Regions from separate parts of the Homo sapiens genome. Here regions 1, 3 and 4 are each linked to region 2. Evidence: chromatin loops called from intact Hi-C (ENCODE). Cell type or tissue: PC-3. All regions are shown on one strand. Links, peaks and the distances in the headings refer to the core of each region. The heading gives the core; the rest is flanking DNA. Region 1 overlaps PTPN14 (protein tyrosine phosphatase non-receptor type 14). Region 2 has its middle 18 kb from the start of CENPF. Region 3 overlaps PTPN14 (protein tyrosine phosphatase non-receptor type 14). Region 4 overlaps LOC124904509 (a long non-coding RNA gene).

Region 1 (6,188 bases), core at 493-5,492, 100 kb before region 2:
AGTCGTTTTCTATTTTACCTAAATATTTTAATAACCTTTAATATTTTCTGATTATAATTCATTATAAGAATATTGGAAATGACAGAAAACTAAAAGAAAAAAATCACCCACGTCACCACCCACAGAGGACCAATATTAAAATGTTTGCATATTTTATTTCATCATTTTAATTATGTTTAATTTATTGTGTAACTGAGATTGTACCATCTTATTTGATATCTTTCATTATTTATGATTACTATGTATTATTTTCTCATGCTATTAAAATTTTTTCAAAAACAATTTTAAACTGTTGCATAATATTCCAGTGTATGGATCACCATTTATTTAACCATTTGCTATTGTTGACAACTTAGGTTGGTTCTAATTTTTTGCTATTTTTCAAAAAGAGTTCCCTATACTTCTGATTCTTTCATTGGAATAGATTCTTCAAGACTGTTATTGAGTCAAAAACTACATATTTTTAGAAGTCTCTTATTGCATACTCCTAAATTGCTTCCCAAATAACTGTTAAATGCAGAGGCTATCACAAATGACTATGATTTCCATTTCTTCACTTATAAGATGACTGAAACAATATGTTTTCTTAACCACTTCCATAAAAAGAAAAGACCCACGCTTGGAGTCAAAAGAACCAAGTTCTTGCTATAGCTTTTTTCTCTTACTGGGTTACCTTAAGCATGATTCCTCAAGATGGCAGAAAAGCTTTAGTAAAGGAGAATATTGATCCCAAAAGGGATACCTCAAAGTCTCAATGTCTTCATGTGACAGGAAGTCTAAGAAGCAGAAAGCCTCCCAAAATCCAGTCTGTAACAAATAGGTGAACTGTGAATCTTAGGCATGGCCCTGGGTATGATCAACCATCAAAAATATCAACAATCCTATCTCTCAATAGCTACAGTGCCATGTCACAGCACCTCAACCTCGGAAGCAGATCTAAGGATAGCTTTTGAAAAATGTAATACTGTTGCCCCCCACCAAGTGTTAACTACAGAAACATTACTTGGCCCAAACATCAAATGACTGTACTCCCTTATATTTATATATCATTTTCTCAAAAACCATTATTCCCACAGCACATAATATTGATCTCAATATTCCCCAAAGAACAAGAAAAGGCACCCTCTCTGCCTACCAAGTCGTATGAAGTGATAGGTAAGGATATGAATAGAGCAGCAGATATGCTGGGCGGCTGGGAAGAGAAGAGCCCACACAGAGGCAAGGGCGAGAAAGAAACAAGCAGCAGATGAAAATTTGCAACCATCCACACACTGTTCTAGGGCTCAGGATAATCTACAAAACGTGTCAAGTAAAAAAGGAGAAAAGGAGATGACAAGGGTACATAATGGCTCAAAGAGAAAATAAGAACTTCAAGTAAGATTTTTTTGTGTAAAGATTATATCCAATCTCACTTTATTTCACATAAATGCAACATTTGAAACAGAAGCAACTGCAGGGTCAAACAAATGCAGCACAAGAATAAAAACTGCCGGGCGCAGTGGCTCACGCCTATAATCCCCAGCACTTTGGGAGGCCAAGGTGGGCAGATCATCTGAGGTCAGGAGTTCGAGACCACCATGGCCAACATGGTGAAACCCCATCTCTACTAAAAATACAAAAAAAATTTAGCTGGGCGTGGTGGCATGCGCCTGTAGTCCCAGCTACTTGGGAGGCTGAGGCAGGAGAATTGCTCGAACCTGGGAGGCCAAGGTTGCTGTGAGCCAAGATGGCACCATTGCACTCCAGCCTGGGAAACAAGCGCGAAACTCCCGCTCAAAAAAAAAAAAAAAAAAAAGAATAGAAATTAAAATATTCTAGTTATCTATTACATATGATTTTTGAAAACTGTCTCATTTACACAGACACTGGAGCCTTATGAAGTCATCAGTTTTCTCAAGAGTACTGCTGCTCTGAAGTAAGATTGGTAAACAAGGATTCCAATACAGACATTAAAATAGGCAAGAATGAGCTAGGCGCGGTGGCTCACGCCTGTAATTCCAACACTTTGGGAGGCCGAGGCAGGTGGATCATGAGGTCAGGAGATCAAGATCATCCTGGCTAACACAGTGAAACCCCATCTCTACTAAAAATACAAAAAAAATTAGCTGGGCATGGTGGCGGGCACCTGTAGTCCCAGCTACTTGGGAGGCTGAGGCAGGAGAATGGCGTGAACCCAGGAGGCAGAGCTTGCAGCGAGCCCAGATCACGCCACTGCACTCCAGCCTGGGTGACAGAGCGAGAGTCTGTCTCCAAAAAAAAAAAAAAAGGCAAGAATGAAGACTTCTTGCTATTACCTGTGCATGGATACTCTCAAGACACTCAAGACAAAATGAACTGATTTGGACACACAAAAAAAGTAATGGTGCTTAGTCATTTATTAGCTAAATTAGAACCTGTAGGTGATGCTAAACACTATCAAATAAAAATTATTCAAGGTGACCATCCCTTGATAGCTCATTCCAGTAACAACTTTTTTTTTTTTTAGTGATAAAATATACTTTTATTTACTTTGTTGAGTCAGAGGGTTGTAAAAAAAATTATTGCTAAAGTAGATATCAGGCAAACAGAAAGGTGCTTTAGAAGTCCAGTTACCTTGGAGTTTATTTAAACTAAGAGAAAAAAGTCATAATGTTTTCATGCAATACATACTTGGTTCTTTAAATAACAATTGTGTGACAAATAGCAGAAGGAATTAAGGAATGCTGCACTTGTGATCCATACAAAACACCAACATTTTAGGTTGCACATAATTAAAGAAATATCTGAAACACTTTTTAAAACACTGTAGTAGCCAATACATAGAGGCATGCCGTAGATGGGCACCCGAATGCAGTTTAGAAAAGAAAAAAAAAAAATCACATAGAAACTACTCAATTTCTTTAAAATCACTGAGCAAGAAAAGCAACGTTGAACTTTCATACTGATTTTACACAACTTCTATATAGTACCTTGACTTAAATCCAAGAGCAAAAGTTAAGACTCTCCTCCTCTATTTTTGGTAAACAACTGCATGGTAAACTTAGATGACTCTTCCCCCTGGATTTTACCTGGGAGTGGCCTTTTTACATTTTTATTTAAAAGAGGACAGGTTTGGCACTTTTATACTGATGTCACCAATGTTAATATTTCTTGGGATCTCAGGAAGATTCATATTCTTTACAGCTGATACAGCACAGGCTGGAGCTCCCACTAAGCCACCCTCAGATTTTTCCAGCTTACTTTGTGCATCAATTTGTGTAACAATCTCATTCATGTTTGTCTCCAATACCATTCCCCCCATACTATTTCTGCAAGAATACTGTGAACCTTGTCTACATGGAAAATCAAATCCAGTTCACAGACATTTTCAAAACATTTGTCTAATGTTTCCACAAATACTTGAATGACATCTAAAATGCCAAGTTCACTTTCTGAAGAATCTACACAGAAGACAAAATATAACGTTGTGTAATGTCTATAAATCAGTTTGTTGTCAGATCCTCCAATTAATAATCCCCCTTCTAGGAAATTACAAACATTTTCATCTCTCTTAGATACCAAATGGAAAGTCTCCCTGATGATTTGCTGTTGTGTATCTTCACTGTAGGGGCGGTAGAACTTGGAGAGCCGCGGCTTCCCGTGGTTGTTGAAGATTAGGATCGCCTTGATCATGGCTGTGCCAGGCCGACCGGGTGGGCACTGGTGGCCAGGGCGGGAGCGGGCGCACAAGCCTCGCCTAGTAATCTTGCCTGCGACCCTTCCCCACCCGCCTCCAGTTAACAACTTTCACTGTCTTGAAGTTTCTTCTTTGTAAAATATACTTACTCTACTGCTATTTTTATACTCTGTTATGCTATTTACAGACTCTACTGCTAATTTAATCTATTTCCTCTTGAAGTCTTTCATTTTAAAAGGGCAACTGGGTGCCATCTTCTCTACACTGCACCTTTATATATTTAACTCTCATTATGACACTCACTCCCTCATATACTCCGATATAAATAATCCTACCTTTCTTACTTTTTCTTTTTAGGTATTATTTCTTCACCTTTTAATTATCTCAGTGGTTCTCCCTTAACTCTAAATTCTCCTTGTCTTCTTAAGTTATAGCACTAAAATGAAACAAATTACCTTTACCACCTAACTCATAGAGATGGGCTTATTTAACAGAAAACACAGAGCAGGCCAGTTGGATTTTCCCATAAAATCTGCATTTGAAAGAAAAGAGTTCTCACCAGAGAAAGACCCTTTCATCTCCAAAAGATAAGCATGTTATCATTTGTATCCAATAATAAAGAATAGGACAAAAGGAAAAAGAAATCGTAGAATGGGTCTAGAAAATATAGGTGTATTTAGTTCCTTGCCTGGCATGGTTATTTTAATCCAGTCAATCATTAGGAATTTGGTGTTGGATGTGGTGGCTCATGCCTGTAATCCCAGCACTTCAGGAAGCCAAGGCATGAGGATCTCTTGAGCCCAGGAGTTCAAGACCAGCCTGATCAACACAGTATCACCTAGTCTCTATAAAAAATTAAAAAATTAGCCAGGCATGGCAGCACACACCTGTGGTCCTAGCTCCTCAGGAAGCTGGGGCAAGAGAATAGCTTGTATCTGGGAGATCAAGGCTGCAATGAGCCATGATCCTATGATTGCATTACTGCACTAAGCCTAGGTGACAGAGTGAGACCCTATCTCTTTAAAAAATAATAAATAAACATGAATTTGGAATTAGAAGTTAGGAGATGGCTGAGTTAAAGTGGTAAAATGCAGGTGTTCCCATTTTTTCCCCAACTGAAAAATCGCTTCAAATCATTGAGAAAACAAGATACAGATGCAAAGAGTTCCATGTTTGATGAAACAAGGGGGTTTCAGAAACCCCCCCAACACAACATATAAATACAGAAGGTAAAAACCTGGCAGAGAAAGCTAAACTTGCTGTCTGTACACTTAACTTTAGAGACACAAGGTACCAGGTGTTTTGTTTTGCGAGGGAAATGGGTAGGTTATGGGTAGGGAAGGACTTGAAAATAGGAGACTTGTTTGAATGTCTTTATTCCTCTCCATGCAGATGGGAACAGAAGGTCATTAAAGGTCTCCAAGAGGGATGTCTTCAGGGGAAGCAAAAGTGCGAGGTGCTGAGATTATCTGAAAAGGTTGGACAATGTGGAAAGTTATACAAGAGGCGTTTGTTTCACAAAGCAGTTGGAGGTGTGTGGGAAGACTTAGATGTTCAAGGAAAACCAAGAGAATGAAAAGGTTAGGCATTTTCTCAAGGAAAAACAAAAATGTGTTCAACAAAGAAAATGCCATCTCAACACCACACTTGTCTTAGCAGTAAACAATAATCACTTATTCATATCGAATAGAAAGCATTGAGCTGAGTCTAACCAGATTATTAGTGCTGCTAATTATCCTGGAAGGACAGTGGAGGAGAAGATGGAGCATAAATGAGATTAAATCATTTATCACCCACCACCACCACCATCCTAGCTAACATTATTGAGCACTTACTGTGTTTCGTATTTTTATTCTGAGCACTTATAAGTGAGCCTCGTATCTCTCCCAGGAAGCTGCCACAAGACAAAAAGCACCGTGAAGCATTCTAGACTCAAAACAGAGGAATGCTTCTAGCGGAAGGAAGGATCCCCTTGACTGCATTGAAGGAAGCTTTGGAATTCTTTCAGAAAGGGGAACAAGAGGAGCATTTCATTCAATTTTGGGAAATCTGTGATAACCACCGGGATCAAGTCCTCATTAGACAAGTGGTATGAAATTCTCCTTCCTGTAATTGCTGAGAACAGATGAATATGGAAGAGCTAATGGACTCTGAGCTGGCAGAAGTGGACCTACAGGTAAATTCAAAGTACAACTGACCTAGACTTCCAACTCCTCACCTCCAACCACTGAGTAATACAGAGGCGAATGTAACCACAGACATGGAGAGTTTCTGTACTGCGCCTAAATGCATGAAGAGGAACCACCACAGGGCTGAAGACATCTAGTCTTTTATATTTCTTTTTTTTTTTTTGAGACGGAGTCTCGCTCTGTCGCCCAGGCCAGAGTGCAGTGGCGCGATCTCAGCTCACTGCAAGCTCCGCCTCCCGGGTTCACGCCATTCTCCTACCTCAGCCTCCCGAGTAGCTGGGACTACAGGCGCCCGCCGCCACACCCAGCTAATTTTTTGTATTTTTTAGTAGAGACGGGGTTTC
Region 2 (6,188 bases), core at 627-5,626:
ACTTTGTTTTTTCAAGCCAGCATGAGATATGCCGCTATCCTTAAAATGGAGGAGTTAGTTACCTGTGCCTTAAGAAAGGTTTAAGAAAGGTGAAAGAAGTTATCACTGATAGCTCAGACTTAACCACTTGTTAAGTGTTGAACTCTGTTTATGGCACATGTATCTCACACACTACTAGGGAAGACTATGCTACAATATGGAAGTACAAAGTTGATGCAGGGCAGATGATCCCCAAATTGGGGTTCAGCCAGGATGGAATTCAAGGGCAAGCCAGCGGTAGGTATTGAAGTGGCGGAGTTACAGCTCCAGCAGTCCTGCAGCTCTGTGACTGCTCCTGCAGAGCAGGGCTGCTCCACAGGCAGTGTGCTGAGAGTAGTAGCTGAGGGCAGTTCTGAAGTCAAATTTATACCCACTTTAATTTACATGCAAACTAAGAGGCGATTAACGCAGAAATTCCTAGAAAAAGGGTGGTAACTTCTGGGTGTTGCCATGGCAATGGTAAACTGACATGGCACACTGGTGGGCATGTCTTATATGGAAAGGTGTTTCCACCCCATCCCTGTTTTAACTAGTCCTCAATTAGGTCAGGTGTCTGAGCCCTGCCTCCAGAGTCGAGTCCTACGTCCTATTTCAAAGTTATCCACTAAACCAGTCCTGGCTTATTTTAACGCAGCTAATAATAATAATCTTTTGTTAAAGCAACAACAGCAATAACTCTGGGACACATGTTAAACCAGAGAGGTGCCAGGAAAATAGAAGTCAACCAGGAAATATGTATATGTTATCTGTTGACCACACAGATGCCTGCTTCATTCATAAAATGGATTTCTGTAATCTACCCCAATACCTAGGTATGGCCTCAAATTAAACATTAAAAAAAAATTTTCCATGTTATTCTTAGGGGCACTGAAGCTGTATTCCTGATTTAGGGAATTCCTTCACTTTCATTCCAAGATGTGAAGACACGTGGTCATAGAGCTCAGGAGAATCATGCACCTTAGTCCATGGTTAATCTAACACCTGGGTCAAAACTATTATTGAAAATGAGATAGAGACAAATTGATCCTTAACTTAGTCACACGATGATAAAAACTTGCTCCTTGAGCAAACTTGTCTTGCAAGTCGCGAGGTTTATTTTGGCTGTAACATTGTCTTTTTGGAAACTTGGGCTCGTAAAAGCCACTTTTCTTGAGGATCAAGCTTCCAACCAAGAAAGGGAAAATGTAACATACATTGATTTTCACACTTTGGAAGAAATAAGCATTAGATAAGCATTTTTCCTAAGGAGCTACTGAGATTTTAAAAATATATAAATCATTTTAGTTCCTTCGTAAAAATGACTATTGCAAGAGTTATAAGAATGTGTTTTAAATTTCTGGGAAGTAATTGATTCCAGAATGATGATGTTTTCTCTTTTCAAAGTTTTTAAATTTGCTTTTCTTCCCTGATTAACTTGTGTTAATTTTTAGAAATACAGTTGACCCTTGAACAACATGGGTTTGAATGGTGTAGGTCCATTTATATGAGGGTTTTTTTTTCAATAAACATATTGAAAAAATTTTTGGAGATTTTTGACAGCTTGAAAAAACTTGCAGAGAAACCACATATTCTAAAAATATCAAAACATTAAGAAAAAGATATGTTACAAATGCATAACATATATGTAGCTACTAGTCTATTTTATCATTTACTACCATAAAATATGCCCAAATTTATTATAAAAAGTTAAAATGTATTAAAACTTACGCCTACGAACACAGACTGTGCATGGTACCATTCAGTCGAGAGAAATGTAAACCAATGTAAAAATGCAGTATTAAATCATAACTGCATAAAATTAACTGTAGTACATACTGTACTACTGTGATAATTTCATAACCACCTTCTGTTGCTATTGCATTGAGCTCAAGTGTTGTATCAACTTAAAATGCTGTGTGAGGCTATTCATCTCCACGGGAGCAGTTCATCTCTAGTAAATTTCATATCACAATAAAAAGTTACCTTTCGTGCTTGTTGTGTATTTTTCATCATGTTTAGTGTAATATTGTAAACTTTGAATAACACCATGGAACCCATACAAAGTGCTGCTAGTGATACTGGTAGTACTCCCAGGAAGCAGAGAAGGTCATGACATTACAAGAAAAAGCTGAATTGCTTGATATAAAAGTTGAATTGCACAGTCTGTAGATTGAGGTTGGCAGCTGCAGTTGCCCACCATTTCAGACAGATGATTCATCTTGTAAACTTATGATATTGATAAATACAGTGCAGTACTATAAGTGTATTTTCTCTTCTTTATGCTTTTCCTAATAACAATTTTTTTTTTTTTGAGATGGAGTCTTGCTCTGTCGCCAGGCTGGAGTGCAGTAGCGCTATCTCAGCTCACTGCAATCTCTGTCTCCTGGGTTCAAGCAATTCTCCTGCCTCAGCCTCCTGAGTAGCTGGGATTACAGGCACATGCCACCACTGTCAACTAATTATTGTACTTTTAGTACAGACAGGGTTTCACCATGTTGGCCAGGATGGTCTTGATCTCCTGACCTCATGATCCACCCACCTCAGCCTCCCAAAGTGCTGGGATTACAGGTGTGAGCCACCGTGCCCGGCCAACATTTTTTTCTCTAGCTCATTTTATTACTGTATGAATACAGTATATAATACACATAACATACAAAATATGTGTTAATCAGCTGCCTATGTTATTGGTAAGGCTTCCAGTCCACAGTAGGCTATTAGTAGTTAAGTTTTTGGGGAGTCAAAAGTTTTGCACAGGATGGGTTTGGCACCCTTAACCACTCCCTCCCCCCACCACTGTGTTGTTCGAGCATTGACTGTATCTCAATCTTGCTGACTTCAGCTGTAAAATGAGGATCTAGACTAGTGGATGTTCAGTGTTCATTCTAGTTTCCCAAACTCATCTTTTATGTCTTTTTTGAATATCTGGAATTTCATATTGTGTGTTATTGTATGATTTTGTTAATATGAAAGATTATTTAAGCTGTAGGATTATGAGCCTTTTTTTCTTTCTTTTTTCTCACTTTAAACAACCAAATGTTATTCTAAAGAAAGTGTGAGCAAACACATTAGATACACTGAGGGAAAAGACAGAGGAAGACAGAAAATGCAGTGAGTCAGAGTGTGTGGGACAAAATAGGTTACTTTCAAAGACTTTTTTAGGTATAGAGAATCACCTAGTGGTAGGAATAGAAAAAGCTTTTTAAAAGTGTAAGGTCCTTTTTCTTGGGCTTCAGTTCATATCACTGAGTAGTAGTCATATGGTTTGTGATCAATTTCTTTAAAATGTACCAAGATGTTGAATATTTATCTATTTGTAATTGACTTTATTTAAATTATGGCAATATGTTGAATATGTAATGTTTTTTCCAAGCCTTTCTTCTCTAAAAGGACTCAGAATATCCTAATGTCAAGCTTTGAAAATTAATTATTGCTCCAAAGAATGTGTTAAATTCATTGTTTTATCATCAAAAGAAGTCTAGAAATGTGCAAAACCAGCATGAAAGCATGATCATTATCTACCAGAGCCCTCTCTTAAATTACCAGTGACAGGCAAATCCCATTATGATTATACTTTTAATTTCACAGGTAAGGTCACTGAGGTTCCATCTACATAATGTAAGTTTTTGCAATATTTGGAGGACCAAGATAGATTTTTCACTGGTCAAAAAGAATACATCAAGTGTATGGCACCTTCCATTTACTTTGGGTTCTTTCAGAAGCAGAGACTAAGATAGATTTGGTGGACATAGTTTATTTGGGTGATGATTCCAGGAAGCAAAATGGTAGAGGGGTGGGGTCAGGGAGAGTGAGACAGGGAAGAAGGAAAAGTATAAGGATGCAATGTCACCATTTGTAGCAGTAAGTACCTGGGGTTTGATTCTTTTGGATCTCTCGGAATTGCCCAAGTGAAAGATGGAACACTGGGGCATTTGTTCACTGGCTTCTGATCCCATTGGTTGAGAACTGCCCCTGGAAGCTGTAACTGTCTCCACATTTCCAGGCCATGGTTGTGTGCTGGCTGAGCAGGCTCCTTTATCTTCTGAGAAAGCTCTGGAGTAGAGACACACCAAGAAACTGGTGACTTGCACTTGAGCTGGAAAGAGTCTGTGCCCACAAAGAATTGCCTAGCACATCTGTGGCTGAAATCAGAAATGGGCCAAGTAGGTGACATGAAGGTAATTGTTAGTCCACCTCTTACCCTGTTCAGATCTATTTGTCCCTATATGGTGGCCATAATATCTAAAAAAGACTTTGTACAGAGAGTTAATGGAATGAGCTGTGGTCCCTGCTATTACAACTGGTCCCAAGCTCCAAATGACATTTGTCAGTTGTCTCATCCACCACCCACTCTCGATTTCCCTATCCTTGATCAGCATTATCTGATCTATTAATAATTTATTTGCCTGATGGGGGAATCCCAGAATTTCATCCCAGAGGGTCTGGCCTTGGGTCGCCTTTCCTTTGTTGGGCTGTGACGGCTGCATTTGCTTGCTCACTGTTTTCACTAGACATAAAAGCATATGGAGGTACCCCAGTGGATGCCCTGAGTTCCATATTCTTCCATGTCCCTTTATGTACCAGCAAGTCTAGTTTCTCATGATAATCAGGATTGACTAACCTTACCAGTATTACAACTCTTTTCTTTTCCTGCTGGTCTACCCACATAAGGAAAACAAAGAGACGAGTTACAGCATCAGGTTTTGTGGAACCCTTATGTGTCACTAGGAGTAGTGTTCCCCACTCCCCACTTTACCCAGTAAAGCCTAAGGTAGAAGGAAAGGGAAGAACATGTGGATTATTTGTAGTGATAGTGAGAAGAGCCAATTCTTTTTCCATTTCTTAGCTTCTAGACTTGTATATTTTAGCTATTGGGGACATAGCTTGATACACTAGTTCAATGCTGATAGTGCACTGTGAAGAATAGTTTTCCCATTCTATAGGATGAACTCCTGCTTTAGTGAAGCCACAAGTAAGCCATTCCAATATGGTATCTTATTACTATATTAGTTTCCTAGGGCTGCTATAACAGAGTATCAAAAACCTGGAGGCTTAGAATAACAGAATTTATTGTCTCACAGTTCTGGAGGCCAGAAGTCTGAGATGAAGGTATTGGGAGAATTGGTTCCTTCTGAGGGCTGGGAAGGGAATTCTGTCTCATGCCTCCTTCCTAGCTTCTGGCAGTTTGCCAACAATCATTGATGTCACTTGGTTTGCGACAGTGTAATGACAGTCTTTATGACAGTCTTTATACAGCGTTCTCCCTGTGTCTCTGTGTCCAAATGTCTTCTTTTTTATTTTTTAAAAAGATAGAATTTCACTCTGCCACCCAGGTTGAAATGCAGTGGCGCAATCATAGCTCACTGTAGCCGCGAACTCCTGGGCTCAAGTGATCCTCCCACATCAGCCTATCAAGTAGCTAGGACTACAGGCTCATTCCACCACACCCAGCTAATTTTTTAAAAATTTTTGTAGTGATGGGGTCTTGCTATGTTGCTCAGGCTGGTCTTGAACTCCTGGCCTCAAACAATCCTCCCACCTTGGTCTCCCAAAGTGCTGGGATTATGGGTGTAAGGCATAGTTCCCAGTCAAAATGTCCCCTTTTTATAATGACTTAGTCATATTGGATTAAGGTTCACCTTACTGATCTCATCTTAACAAATTACATCTGCAACTACCCTGTTTCCAATTAAGGTCACATTCTGAAGTACCTGGGGTTAGGATTTCAGAAGCTGAAGAATTCAGAATATGAATTTATTGGGGTCACAACTTAAGCCATATCAGTATCAGACCACTTACTTTCAAGAAATAGGTAGAAGATGGTAGAACCAGTGAATCTTATGATCATGTACATATTTCTCAGTCAAATGGGTCCCTTGGTCCAAGGCAATCTTATGCAGGATCCCACGGGTGTGAATCAGGTATTCTGTCAACATTCAGAGGGCAGTGCTGGCACAGCTACTGCAGAGAGAGTAGGTATCATTTCCTTCAAGGTGGACGGGATCCAATGCAATTTACTAGCCACCAAGGAGCTGGTTGTTTTTACTTAGGATTGTTCCATACTGAGAACCTAGTGTCAGTATGCTACTGACAGGGTGGTTATTTAGCAAAAATGGTGGCTAGACCAGTTTAGAGAGGATGAGAGGCAGTCCATGCTGTTCGACCCATCTATA
Region 3 (6,188 bases), core at 482-5,481, 81 kb before region 2:
TCTGTGGGGCATGTGGAGCCTCAGGTCCCTCATCATTAACATGAAGAAAAGGCAGATTAGCTTGGAAGGATGGCTGTGAGCATTAGAGGAAAGGTTTAAAAACATCTGGTCCTTCGTAATTATTCATTACTGCTAGAAACTATGTAAAACACTAACAATGAAAAGATTCACCATGCCCAAGAGCAGCTTGAGAAAACTAAATATAGCAAAGATAAAAATGTATTCTTCATTGATAGGCTGTACAATTTTAAGGCAACACCAAAGTTCAAGGAATAATGTGATAAATAGCGCAATTCGTCTCATGGAGCTGGGTAAAATGCCAAATTCGTCTTTTCATATTTTAATAATGTTACAGTGTGACTGTTATTAAGCCATGTGAGAGCTGGTTAAACACAGAAAACTTAATCCATGAAAACAGAGTAAGTATTCTTTTTTTTTGGAGACGGAGTTTCGCTCTTTTCGCCCAGACTGCAGTCCAGTGGCACTCTCAACTCAGTGCAACCTCCGCCTCCCAGGTTCAAGTGATTCTCCTGCCTCAGCCTCCCGAGTGGCTGGGACTACAGGTGCCCACCACCACACCCTGCTAATTTTTTGTATTTTTTAGTAGAGACGGGGCTTCGTGATGTTGGGCAGGCTGGTCTTGAACTCCTGACCTCAAGTGATCCACCCTCCTCAGCCTCCCAAAGTGCTGGGATTACAGGCATGAATGACCACGCCCAGCCCAAAACAGAGTAAGTATTCTATGAACAATTAGGCTATAAATTCCTTCAGAGGTAACCCTATGCCTCTCTTTTTCCTGTTGAACTCCCACCTAACACTGGGCCTGGAATAATAAACAATATTTAGTGGCTCAATAAACACTAATTAAGGAAATGAATTGGGATCACCAGGCGTAGTATAGAGAAAAACCAAGTTAAATCCATTTTTCATGGCACATAACTTCAAAAGTTATTTTTTAGGCCAGGTGCAGTGGCTCACGCCTGTAATCCCAGCACTTTGGGAGGCCAAGGCCGGCGGATCACAAGTTCAGGAGATCCAGACCATCCTGGCTAACACGGTGAAACCCCGTCTCTATAAAAAATACAAAAAATTAGCCAGGCATGGTGGTGGGCGCCTGTAGTCCCAGCTACTGGGGAGGCTGAAGCAGGAGAATGGCATGAACTCAGGAGGCGGAGCTTGCAGTGAGCCGAGACTGTGCCACTGCCCTCCAGCCTGGGCGACGGTGCAAGGCTCTGTCTCAAAAAAAAAAAAAAAAAAAAAAAAGGTTATTTTTCAAACCACTTTATAAGGTGTGATTGACATACAAAAAGTTGCATATATTTAATGCATAGAACTGAATTTGGGAGCTCTCATAAAGATTTTTCATCCCTGGAGGGTTGTTAAATAGGTGCTTCTAAGGGGGGAAGAGGGCTGGACCCCCTATTCCACCATCCTACTGATGGCGGTAGGGTCATTTTGAAAAAGTTTTACCATGATAATTAAGAGCCTGAGATTAACAGAGAGAGATCTGTGTTCAACCCAACTCTGTTCTTTACTAGCCAAACAATGATGTGCATTTTATAAACCTGTTTTCCTATATGCAAAATAGCTTCATTGTCCTATAATACAATACAGCTCAGAGTGGTAAACAAGAAAAACATATGCAAATAGTGTGCAACACACAGCAGGTCTTGAAAAATATTTGTAATATTCATTCAACTTATTTTTTATTTATTTATTTTTAGAGACAGGATCTCACTATGTTGCCCAGGCTGGTCTCATACTCCCGGTATCAAGTAACCCTCCCACCTCAGCCTCCCAAAGTGCTGGGATTACAGGCAGGAGCCACTGTGCGAGGCCAACTAAACAGTTTTAGCATTTAAACGTTACGAAAAAATGTTGAAGACTTGGAACAAATGATCAAAATAAAGACAGAGTGATTTAGTTGTGTAAAAAAGTGTTCCATAATAAAATATAGCGCAATAATGTTAAAAATAACAATATCACAGAAAAAAATAGGGAAAACATAAATGAAACTGTGTTATCCTTATGTCAATTATTTGCATAGGATGTATTCAGGCTTCCCTCAGTTTTTGCAGAAGATCTTAGAAAAATTAAGTGAAAAGTTGCTCAAATCTGTCATTTTAAAAACCTATTAGTATTGATTATTGAAAATATATATTACCAGCCTAACTCTACAAAAGTTGACAAAGTATCTCTAAAGGAAATTCCAACCAAAAGGATAAGATCCAATTAAATGAGAGATTCAGAGTTTTAAATTCACACTGTGAAAATTATACTAGCATACACTTGGAGAAACATGTCACTACAAGCAAATTTAAATACAATTTTTGTTAAAAATAAGCAATAACAATAATAAAATGGCAAACACTATACAGTATTTATTATGAAAGGCACTATTCTAAGTACTTTACAGGAACTCATTAAATCTTCAAAACTAATATCTAATGACATGTAAGAGATAATCTGTCCTAAGTATATGTGAGTATTGAAGATGAAGTAGGAAAGACGTTGACTTCTTTTTTAGATATGGCATCTTTGACACAGCTCAGTAATCAGAAGGACTGAATCTTAGAAGAGACTGAAGCCAGAATTTAACGGCAGCTGCCTCGCTTCCATTTTTATGTCTAATATGTAGACGTACATTTGTAAGACAAAATAAACATTTAAAATAGAGTTTAAGAAACAGAAAACTCAAAATTGGCATTCTATTTTCACTTCAAATCTCGGTACAGAATTATTACATTTCAGTCAGCTCTCCTCAGGTTCATTCTTCCCTTTCCTCTCTCAAAGCAAAGTGCAGCACTGTCATATGTGGTCTTGTGATCCCACTAGTGTGATGTTGGTCAATAAACAATTAGTCGGTGTAATTCGGTAAAATCCTATGATGTACTTAGCTGCAGGAAGAACACACACTAATGTCAGCAATGTTGTGAGTCATTTTATTTTATCTGCATATAAAGTGTTTGTATGCGTTCAGCAGCAAACACACCCGACATCACCTACTTCAATAAGGTTTGCCTTATGGCTTTTTGTTTATTTATTTTAGATCAAAGGTGAGTCTCTGAGCTTCCACAGTAAGGACAAGCCTAGAGCAAATGATGCTTCTTGGGACTCTCATCATTTTGTACATAGGGCTTTCTTGTGATGGAGAAGTGTGAGAAATAGTCAGGAAACTTGGGTGCCTTCCTCAAACACACCTCTTCTGTAGAACCAGAGAATGGTCATAGGAATGCTGCGAATAATGTCACCACTTTCCCATTCCTCCCCAACTAGTAATGAGAATGTGGAAAACTCAGCTTAAAACTAAAGAAAAATCTTTCAATTTACATTATAGAACATTGAACAACTGCCGCTGCCTCTCCGTTAGCCCTACCTCTGCGAAGACCTTTATATTACACTCGAGGAGTCAGAAATACCATAGGAAGGCGACCCACAGTCAATCACCACATAGCCAGATAGGAAACCTTTTAGCCATGGTTGCATCCAAGCACATGGCAAGCACCGGGCAATGGGCAGCTGCCTCAAACACACCATTCCTGAGAACAGACTCAGCATCAGGTACTTCTGATGCATTATTCTCTCCTGATCTTACAGCAAAGCCCTGGAAGCCTGTGCTCTTCCTGTCGCACCAAAACTGCCTTCTGCCCTCAATCATTTTCCCGTAGCTGTCATGTCCAACTTGACGCAAGCAAATGGCAGGCACCCAGGAACGGGGCTCTTAGGACCACAATGTCCACAGAGGTGATGTCCCAGCCCCATCTCTGAATGACAAGAGTAGCACACCCATTAGCCATGAAATCGTACTAAGACACTTCCACCAAATTAAATTATTTCCAAGGCACCACCCTGCTAGGCCCTGGGGAAATGATGGTGAATGAGGCAAGGCACCAGCCTGAATGAGCTTAATCGAGGGGAGACCAATCCCAGGATAAGGGCTGGGTACAGAATGCTGGGGAATTTTCCTGCAGGAGGTAAGGTAACATACTGAATCTGCAGACAAGTAGGACTGGCTTGGACTAGGAAAAAGGAACTACCTTAGAGTAACAGGAAAGACTTGGTACTTACTGCATAAAGAGGGTGAAGGAAAATGAGTTTAGGTTGATCCAAACCCCCAGTGTGTTTAACTTCATCAGAGGTGACACCCTCACCAAGGTAGGGAATATAGGAGAAAAGATAGGTTTAAGGAAAAAGTAGATGAATTCTGTCTAAGAATTCTCTGTTTAAGATACTTGTGGCCAGTCTCATGGAAAGATCCTGACAAGCAGTTGAAATTTGGGGGCCCCCAACGAGAGGTCTGAGTTAAATATGAGTTCATTGTGGCGGTCATGTGAACAAACCCAGCTGTGAATACCCGCCAGGGAAAAAAAAAAAAGTGTGACAGGAGGACATGGGATCCAATGCTAGATGACACCTGACACCTACATTCAATGGGTGACCAGCAGGAGGAGAACCTTCAACAAACAGTGAAAGGGAACACCCAGGGAAGCAGGAGAAACATCTCGAGCAGGGGACTACCCGAGATGGTAACGCTTCAAGGAGAAGGATCTGGTCAATGTCCAATTCCAAAGGGAGGTCAGATAAGGACTGAAAAACATTCACCATGGCCAACAGGAGATGGCTGGTCCCTTCGGGGGGGTGGGGTGGTCAGTGCCCACACAGTGGTGGAGCTGCCAGCTGCGATGTAAGGAGCTGAGGACGGAATGGGAGATGCAGCAGCCTCAGAACTTTCTCAAGAGGCTTAGCTACAAAGAAAAGAGCTCAGCCTTTCATTACTTTTTCTTAATAGTTTGCAGCTGGGTGCAGTGTCTCACGCCTGTAACCCCAAAACTTTGAGAGGCCAAAGCTGGAGGATTGCTTGAATTCAGAAATTTGAGACATGCCTAGGCAACACAGCAAGACGTCACCTCTCCCAAAACTTTTTAAAATTAGCCGAGGTGGTGGCATGTGTCTGTAGTCCCAGCTACTGGGGAGGCTGAGGCAGGAGGATCACTTGAGTCTGGGAGTTTGAGGCTGCAGTAAGTTATGATTGTGCCACTGGACTCCTGCCTGGACAACAGAGTTAGACTTTGTCTCAAAAAAATCGAGTTTGTAATAAGCAGAAAATATTCCAACTCAGAGCGAATAGTCAGTTCAGCACAGATTTACAATGAACTCTCTCAGGGTAAACCTAAGCCCAGACACAGAGACAGAGAGACACTGGCCACGTAACCATGCATCCACTGCTTAGGCAGCAGTGAGATTACTATGAAGAAGGGAAGCCAAGGACAATTCCTTCGATTACTAAGGAAAGGAAACTAAGACTGATAACAAGTTAGGAATCATCAATAGCATTAATCGAAAAACTTCTCAGAACTGGGAAGAGCCAATTTCCGCTAGCTTTTTTCCTAAATATAAAAACTGGCCAGGCACGGTGGCTCACACCCTGTAACCTCAATGCTATGGGAGGCCACAGTGGGAGGATTGCTCGAGGTCAGGAATTCGAGACCAGATTGGGCAACACAGGAGGCCCCGTCTCTTAAATTTTTTTTTTTAAAATTTTTTAAATGAGCTGGGTGTTGGTGGCATGTGCCTATAATTCCAGCTACTCCCGAGGCTGAGACGGAAGGACCACCTGAGTTGCAGAGTTCAGGGCTGCAGTAAGTTGTGATGGTGCCACTGCACTCCAACCTGGAAGATAGAGATCCTGTGTCTAAAAGAAGAAAATAAATAAATAAATAAATATAAAAACTATTTCTAATGTTTACAGAATGTTTTTTAAGTAGGCAAGAATGCCAAAACCTTTAATTGGATGTGACAAACGGTAAAAGTGAAACTGTATCTTCGTGGTAGTGGGGTTCTGCCAGGTGGCCAATGCTCATTAACCAGGGATACAGGTGGCTCTCTCCCTGGAGTCAGCCATCACATAACTGACGCTGCACCCAGCACAAAACAGCCCCTGTGAGGGGAGGGAGACCTCGAATTTTTCTTTGCTCCCTTTATTTTCTTTCAAAAATCTTTTTCCAGTCCAGATGACTGGTCCTCATAAACAAGAATGTCTCGGTGGCATGTGCAGCATAACACACTAACATCTGCTAACAAGAGCGCGGGTTTTTTTTTTTTTCCATGTTTTGTACTGAGGAAAGGACCACTTTATATTGTCTCTACACAGCTGTGTTTAAGTTAAATGAAAATTCGATAGCAATCAT
Region 4 (6,188 bases), core at 518-5,517, 320 kb before region 2:
CCAGTTATTCAGTTAACCAGCTATAACAGTTACCCAGTTATAAGAGTGTTAAAACGGGTCTGAGACTAAAATTCAAAACTTACTAATACATTCACCACAGGGACTTATTTGCAGTTGAGTAAACTCCTCATTTTCAACAGTTATTTTTATTTTATGAAAATAACAAATATATGTGTGTGTGTGTGTGTGTGTGTGTGTGTGTGTGTGTGTATTCCGCCCAACCCCCCAGAGACAGCATTTCCTTTCCTCTCTGTCCTTGCTGATAGTAGCTATGCTTAGGCATAACCTTTAAAAGCCATTTACTATATCACCAAAATGAGGACTGTCAAGTCATAACCATCAGAAAAAGAGGAAAGAATTCTCATATTCCAACAAAGCACACTTAATTTAAGAAAATAAACACAGATGCAGACTATTCCTCCACCAAGAGAATTGCTTGAAAGCATTTTTGAACATTACTGTCCTAAAGATGAGTATGTTATTGATTAAATAACACTAACAGCTCAAAATGTAGATGTCATAGTATCTGAATAATACAGACATTTGTAGAAAATCAGAGCAGGTAATTAAGGAAAATTAATATACTTTGCAAATTTAATTATTTGATTGACTATCTTCAGTAATTTAAATAATTGTCAACTCTCCTTTTTATTTTACACAGCGTAATAATTTTCCAAACAAAATGAGAAACATAACAAGTATAAATAAACAATAAAAGAGAAGAATTCAAGGGCACATTCCTTAATACTCTTCTCTTCTCTATCCACACTCACTGTCTTGGTCATCCTATCCAGGCTCACGGCTATGAATACCATCAATACACCAATTGTGACCAGTTTTAAATCTCTAGCCCTGACCTCTCTACAATCTCAAAACTTCTATATCCAACTACCTTTATGACATCTCCATCTGGATGTCTGATAGACAGCTGTAACTCAGCATGTCCAAAACTGAACTCTTAATCTTCTCCCTCAAAATCTGCTCTACCTAGTCTTCCCTATCTGTGGGAATGACAGCTTCATTTTTCCAGTTGCTCTGGACAAAAATATTGAGTCACCCTTGTCTTTTTCTCTCAAACATCACATCTAATTTATCAGCAAATCCTTCCTGTTGGCTCTACCAACAAAATATCCAGAATCTGATCACATCTCTCCACCACCAATTCTACCAGCCTGTGCTGAGTCACTCTCCTCTCTTGCTTGGATTGTTGCAATAGGCTCCTAACGGGAGATGTTGCTTCCACCTTTGTCCCCCTACGAGATTGATCCTTTTAAGTGTTAAGTCAGATCACCTCACTCCTCTGCTCAAAATCATCCAGTGGCTTCCTATTTTACTCAGCATGAAAACCAAAGCCTTCATGGTGACCTTTGTGAACTCATCCTCTATTTCCTCTCTGACTTCATATCCTTCTCCTCTTTCCCCCTTGCTCACTCAGCTCTAGCCATACTCTGGGCATGCTGTCACCTTAGGGTTGTTCTTCTCTGTTCTCTTCTACTTTCCTTCCAGGTGCCATGAGGTCATATTTGATGAAACCTACCCTGGGGATCCTCTTTAAAACTGAAACCCTCTTCTCTGCAACTGCCTGTCCCAATTTCCCACTATGCTGCTCTATTTTTCTACTTTTCTTTGGCAATAATCACTTTCTAACATTCTCTGCAGTTTACTGAGCTATAATATTTGTCTCTCTGTCCCATCAGAAGGCGAGCACCATGAGTTCAGAGATCTTGGTTTGCTCACTGGTGTATCCCCAGCACTAAATCAGTACCTGGAACACAGTGCTGAATAAATAGGGCAGGCACTCTCCTACAAATGCCTTATTTGTTGATGATAAAAACAGAATAATCCCAAGACTACAATTAGACCTTATTTAGTTTCATACAAGACTTTGTAATTTGCACTATTTATTTTCTATTGGATGGAAACTTGATCTTTTTTGAAAATACATAATGATGCATGTAATTCCTAGTACTAATGGAAAAACATGAATAAATAAGATGTAATATCTCATACACTTTCATATAACATATGTCTACAGATTTCAAAGCTTGCCTGTGGATTCCCAACTAACACACTTTGCTTATTTGTACCACTTGTGGTGTCCAGGCAGATACCTTGGGTGTAGCCATGGCTACCTCTTATTCTGAAATAAGTAATTATTTTGCCTCTACTTTTTATGCTAAAAATGTCAAACCTAGAAAAAAGTTTTAAAAATAGCATAATGAACACCATATACCCTTTACCTAGTTTCCTAATTATTTTACATTTTGCCACATTTGCTTTCTCTTTCTTTCTCAGGTATATTTTTTTCCTGAATTGTCTGATAGTAATTTGCTGATATCATGATATTTTACCCCTAAATAGTTCAAGTATCACTTAAGAACAAGGACATACTGCTATATAACAGCAATAAGAGGTCATACTCAAGAAATGCAACATTAATATGATTATCCAAAATATAGCCCATATTCATATTTTCCTAATTTCCCAATAATATTGTTTGTAGTTTTGTCTCTTTATATCCAGGGTCTAACCATGGACAATGAATTATATTTAGTTGTCATAGCTCTAAAATACTTCTCCCCTTCCTCCTCCTCCTTCTCCTTCTTTATTTATTACGTCATTGACATTTTTAAAGGGTCTGGGCCAATTGTTTCCTCATTACAAGATTAAGGTTAAAGATTTTTAACAAAACCTTTACCTAAAAATTGGACTTGCAATGCATGCCTCGATAGCTATAAAAGAGGCCGTACAGTAAAGTGATTATAAGCCAAGTTCATGGAGCCAGAACTACCGGGCTTCAAAGCCAGTTCCACCACCCATGAACTGTGAGAAATACTTACAGTCCCTTGCCTCAGTTCCCCTATTTATAAGATAGAGATGCTCATACCACCCACCTCATTAAATAGGTCATCATATGCGAGGCGCTTAGAATAGTACCTGGCATGTGGCAATTGCTTTGTAAGTGTTAGCTCTATTTATAGTTTTAAAACAACCTTGACTCATTTCCCTTTGATGGTTGAGATGTAGGGGCTGAAAAACACAGGACTGAAGTGTTACATCTTCCCCAATATAAACAGCAACTCTCAATGGCTTAGCTTGGAATTCTAATTAAGTCTTATTATTGTTTTGGAAGCTCAGAGTGGTTTTGCCTCAACCCTTTTGACAAATGGTGTTCAGTGGAGATTCAAAAGGGAGACAAAAGGTGGACTGGTGGTGCAATCCGCCGGCAAGGCTCAGAGATGAGCGGCCTTGGCCTGACACGCCTCTAGAGGGCAGCAGAGGCACGAGCGGCTCTCTGGCTCCCTTGCAAGTGAACCCGCCTGTCACTCCTGTCCACAAACCCGTAACCGGGAAAGGAGGTCAGCTTGACTCAATGGGCTAAATAGGTGTGGGACTGTTCACTTGAGGAGCTGAACCGAATAACCAGGAGTAATACCAGCATACACTATCTTTTTGGTAATAAAGCTGATGTTTAACTGTTTCTGAAGACTGAACATATCACACTAATGTGCTCTCCACAAACAAGCCATGGTAACATGAGGCTCACCAGATCTGGTGCCAGCAATTTAATTCTTAGCAAGCAGCTGAGTATGGAGGGTGACTTAGTGATGTAATCGCTGCCAGTGCCGGCTCCCCAGGGCAGGGAGTACCATCAGCTCTGCACAGAACAGAGAGCTCATCTGCCTGGCTGCCACTTCTTCTCTAGAATTTACAAACACATATAAGGGTTTTCGACTTCAAATCAACTTTCAGACCATTTTGTAAATGTTTCTTACTATCAGAACTCAAGTTTTCTCCTATAGTTTAGTTATCACCAAAGGTTAGATACAGGTCTCTTAAAAAAATTGGAGAGTAGTCAGAAATAAACGACAGATGATTATTAGCAATGTTATCAGCACGTTCTCCACATTCCAGATGGGTAGTACAGGGTAATGGGTAAGGGTATGAATCTGAAAGCAGACACCAGAGCTTGAATCCCAGCTCCACAATTGACTATTATAGCTGTGTGATCTTGGTCAAGTTATTTAATCTCTCTGTGTCTCAATTTCCTTCTCTGTGAAATGGAGATGATAATAATAGCACCTACCTCATAGGGTCATTAGAATCGAATCAAAGGAGTTAATATATGCAAAACTCTTACAACAGTTTCTTGCACTTAGTAAACACTGTAGAACTGCTAGCTTTCATCATTTAGGCTCTCAAAATCTTTTGTAAGTATTCAAGCCTTTCCCTCTCTTCTTCCTCCTCCACAACCAACGATCCTGATCCACGGCAGAGATTAGGGCTAAATGCACCCACACAGCGTTACCCTCCACAGGTATGTGCAAAAAAGGGGCCTTTCCCCCTTCACTATGTTCCTTCACATAGGAAGAAAACTGGAAAACTTCAACATTTCCTAAGCCTTTCATAAAAGTGTTCTCACTCTTCTTTGTGCCATCTTCTCTACACCAGCAAGGTTCTACTGAATTTTCTTCATGCAGGTTGGGTTACCACTTGTTTCTCTTCTGGTCACTTGCTGTCCAGCACCGCCAATCTAAGAATCTGGAAGAGGTTACGAAATTAGTCACCCACGGCTATGCACAGACCTTCCCTCTTTTTATCAAGCAAAAGCGATAGACAAGTATTATACATACTCCTGTTTTTAGAACAGAAAAATAAAGAGAATTCTTTTAGTGAAAATAAAGCAAACTCTTCTAAAGTTAAAACAAAGAAATTTTTAAAACTTTCAGAAATCAGATATTGCATTACACCAAAACTAAAAAAACCGTGGGGGTGAGGTTTAAGAGGATGATGCATATATAGAGAATCAACGCGGCATTCTAAACTGTCATCTTAATGTAAAAATAGGCTCTGTATAAATATGTCTCATTAAAAAAGACTTATGGAATCACTTTTTACATAATTCTATAGGAACTGGGCACATTCTGTCAGAGAGGGTTGGGAGTACTACATTTTTCAAAGTATACCATTGTCTAATATTTTGTCTGTTCTCTGAACTTACCTTAGGCTTAGGGGCTTGGGTATCTGAAGCTTAGTTCAACAAAGTATTAATGGATTTCATCGCAGATATACTTTCAGCGTTTTTAAAAATCCAATAAAATCAAAATAGTTTATGTTACATAGTCCATTGAGAAAATTGTAGAAATTTATTGATAATACCATAGCACATGGTAAAGATCAGATCTTATCCAAAATAGCATAGTGGTTAAAAGCACATGGCTTTTGGAACCAAACGGCAGGCTTTCAAATCCCAGTTCTTCCACTTACAAGCTTTGAGATCTTGGGCAAGACTCAGTGGCCTGGCTGTCACATGGTGGGGCAGCGATAGTGTCTACCTGTAGCAGATAAAGTAGGTGTTTCTGTTGCACTCCTCTCGGTGTGCACCTGACACATTCCTCCACAGATCACACATATACACCTTCTGTGCCATCCTTGGAGGTTGTCAACCAATGACTGTGCAGCAGGATGAGCGCCAGTTTCCCTTTCCTAGCCTGCACCCTAGAGTCATGCTATGGGACCAGGCTGAAGCTACCCTCTGAGGGACCCTGGCCTGAGACAGAGCCTTGCTTGGCAGCCTCCTTTCCCTGTCTTACCTTCCCCAATCCATTACAGGTCCCTCCTGGAACCACCTCAGGGATACATCCCATGCATTTAAACCTCTCAGTGTCTGCTCCTGGGAACCTAGGGCTTAACACTTAGCCCTCATACAGTTTTCAAGCGATGGATTCTAATATATCTAAAGCCCCTAAAACAGCACCTGGCATATAAGTGCTGTTTCAATATTAGTTATTGTTAACATCTGCGGCTGGACCTACAGTATCAAGGAGAACCGAGGGAGCTATACAGGGACTTCAAGCAAACACAAAACCACAAACACACAAACTCTTGAGAAATGTTGAGGGAACTGAATAATCCATCTAATTACTTCCTTTCGCATCACTGGTTGCACCCTTGGCCTTAATTACAAGGGAATACATGCTTCTGGCTGAGTTGTAATACAAAGAGGCTGCTGCTGTGTGCTCCCAGGAGACCCACCACAGGCATTCAATTGAGTTAATAAGTATGGATACTGGAAGACTTGAATGTTCTCTCTCCCATGTGCCTTTTTTTTTTTTTTTTTAATAAGTGAAACTCTTTGGTTCGTCCTTTAACTGGGTTTCATAGAGCAGTTTCAAGGTTGCTTGTTT

Evidence for each region. Peaks named below come from ENCODE experiments on the same cell type or tissue, not always from the same donor. Only the 100,000 strongest peaks of a DNase experiment are listed, where the experiment ranks them.
Region 1: a loop joins it to region 2, with 10 times the contacts of the local background. A loop is called at or near these places in 5 of 110 quality-filtered maps.
Region 3: it touches region 2 in a loop (7-fold over the local background); 5 of 110 quality-filtered maps call a loop at or near these places.
Region 4: a loop joins it to region 2, with 4 times the contacts of the local background. A loop is called at or near these places in 40 of 110 quality-filtered maps.

What each region holds. Positions count from the first base shown.
Region 1 is chr1:214,479,737-214,485,924 of GRCh38, forward strand. All of the region lies in intron 1 of PTPN14 (protein tyrosine phosphatase non-receptor type 14), which reads right to left. It also overlaps the pseudogene AP3S1P2. Among named protein-coding and RNA genes, the nearest start is that of PTPN14, 69 kb to the right of the region's middle. RefSeq lists an enhancer at 3,845-4,553. In PC-3, for the core only: a CTCF peak has its summit at 2,380; no DNase peak of the experiment used is centred there; H3K4me3 peaks cover 1,162 bases; H3K27ac peaks cover 1,479 bases.
Region 2 is chr1:214,582,159-214,588,346 of GRCh38, forward strand. No RefSeq gene overlaps it. Among named protein-coding and RNA genes, the nearest start is that of CENPF, 18 kb to the right of the region's middle. In PC-3, for the core only: a CTCF peak has its summit at 3,193; DNase peaks (open chromatin) are centred at 2,193 and 3,143; H3K4me3 peaks cover 421 bases; H3K27ac peaks cover 2,054 bases.
Region 3 is chr1:214,500,820-214,507,007 of GRCh38, forward strand. All of the region lies in intron 1 of PTPN14 (protein tyrosine phosphatase non-receptor type 14), which reads right to left. Among named protein-coding and RNA genes, the nearest start is that of PTPN14, 48 kb to the right of the region's middle. RefSeq lists an enhancer at 4,185-5,162. In PC-3, for the core only: a CTCF peak has its summit at 4,421; a DNase peak (open chromatin) is centred at 2,962; H3K4me3 peaks cover 506 bases; H3K27ac peaks cover 439 bases.
Region 4 is chr1:214,258,423-214,264,610 of GRCh38, forward strand. It overlaps LOC124904509 (a long non-coding RNA gene), which reads right to left. Exons shown (of 2, transcript XR_007066876.1): 2 at 616-4,542. Among named protein-coding and RNA genes, the nearest start is that of SMYD2, 20 kb to the right of the region's middle. RefSeq lists an enhancer at 1,416-1,485 and a silencer at 3,195-3,244. In PC-3, for the core only: a CTCF peak has its summit at 3,258 (motif pointing right); DNase peaks (open chromatin) are centred at 1,319 and 3,279; H3K4me3 peaks cover 428 bases.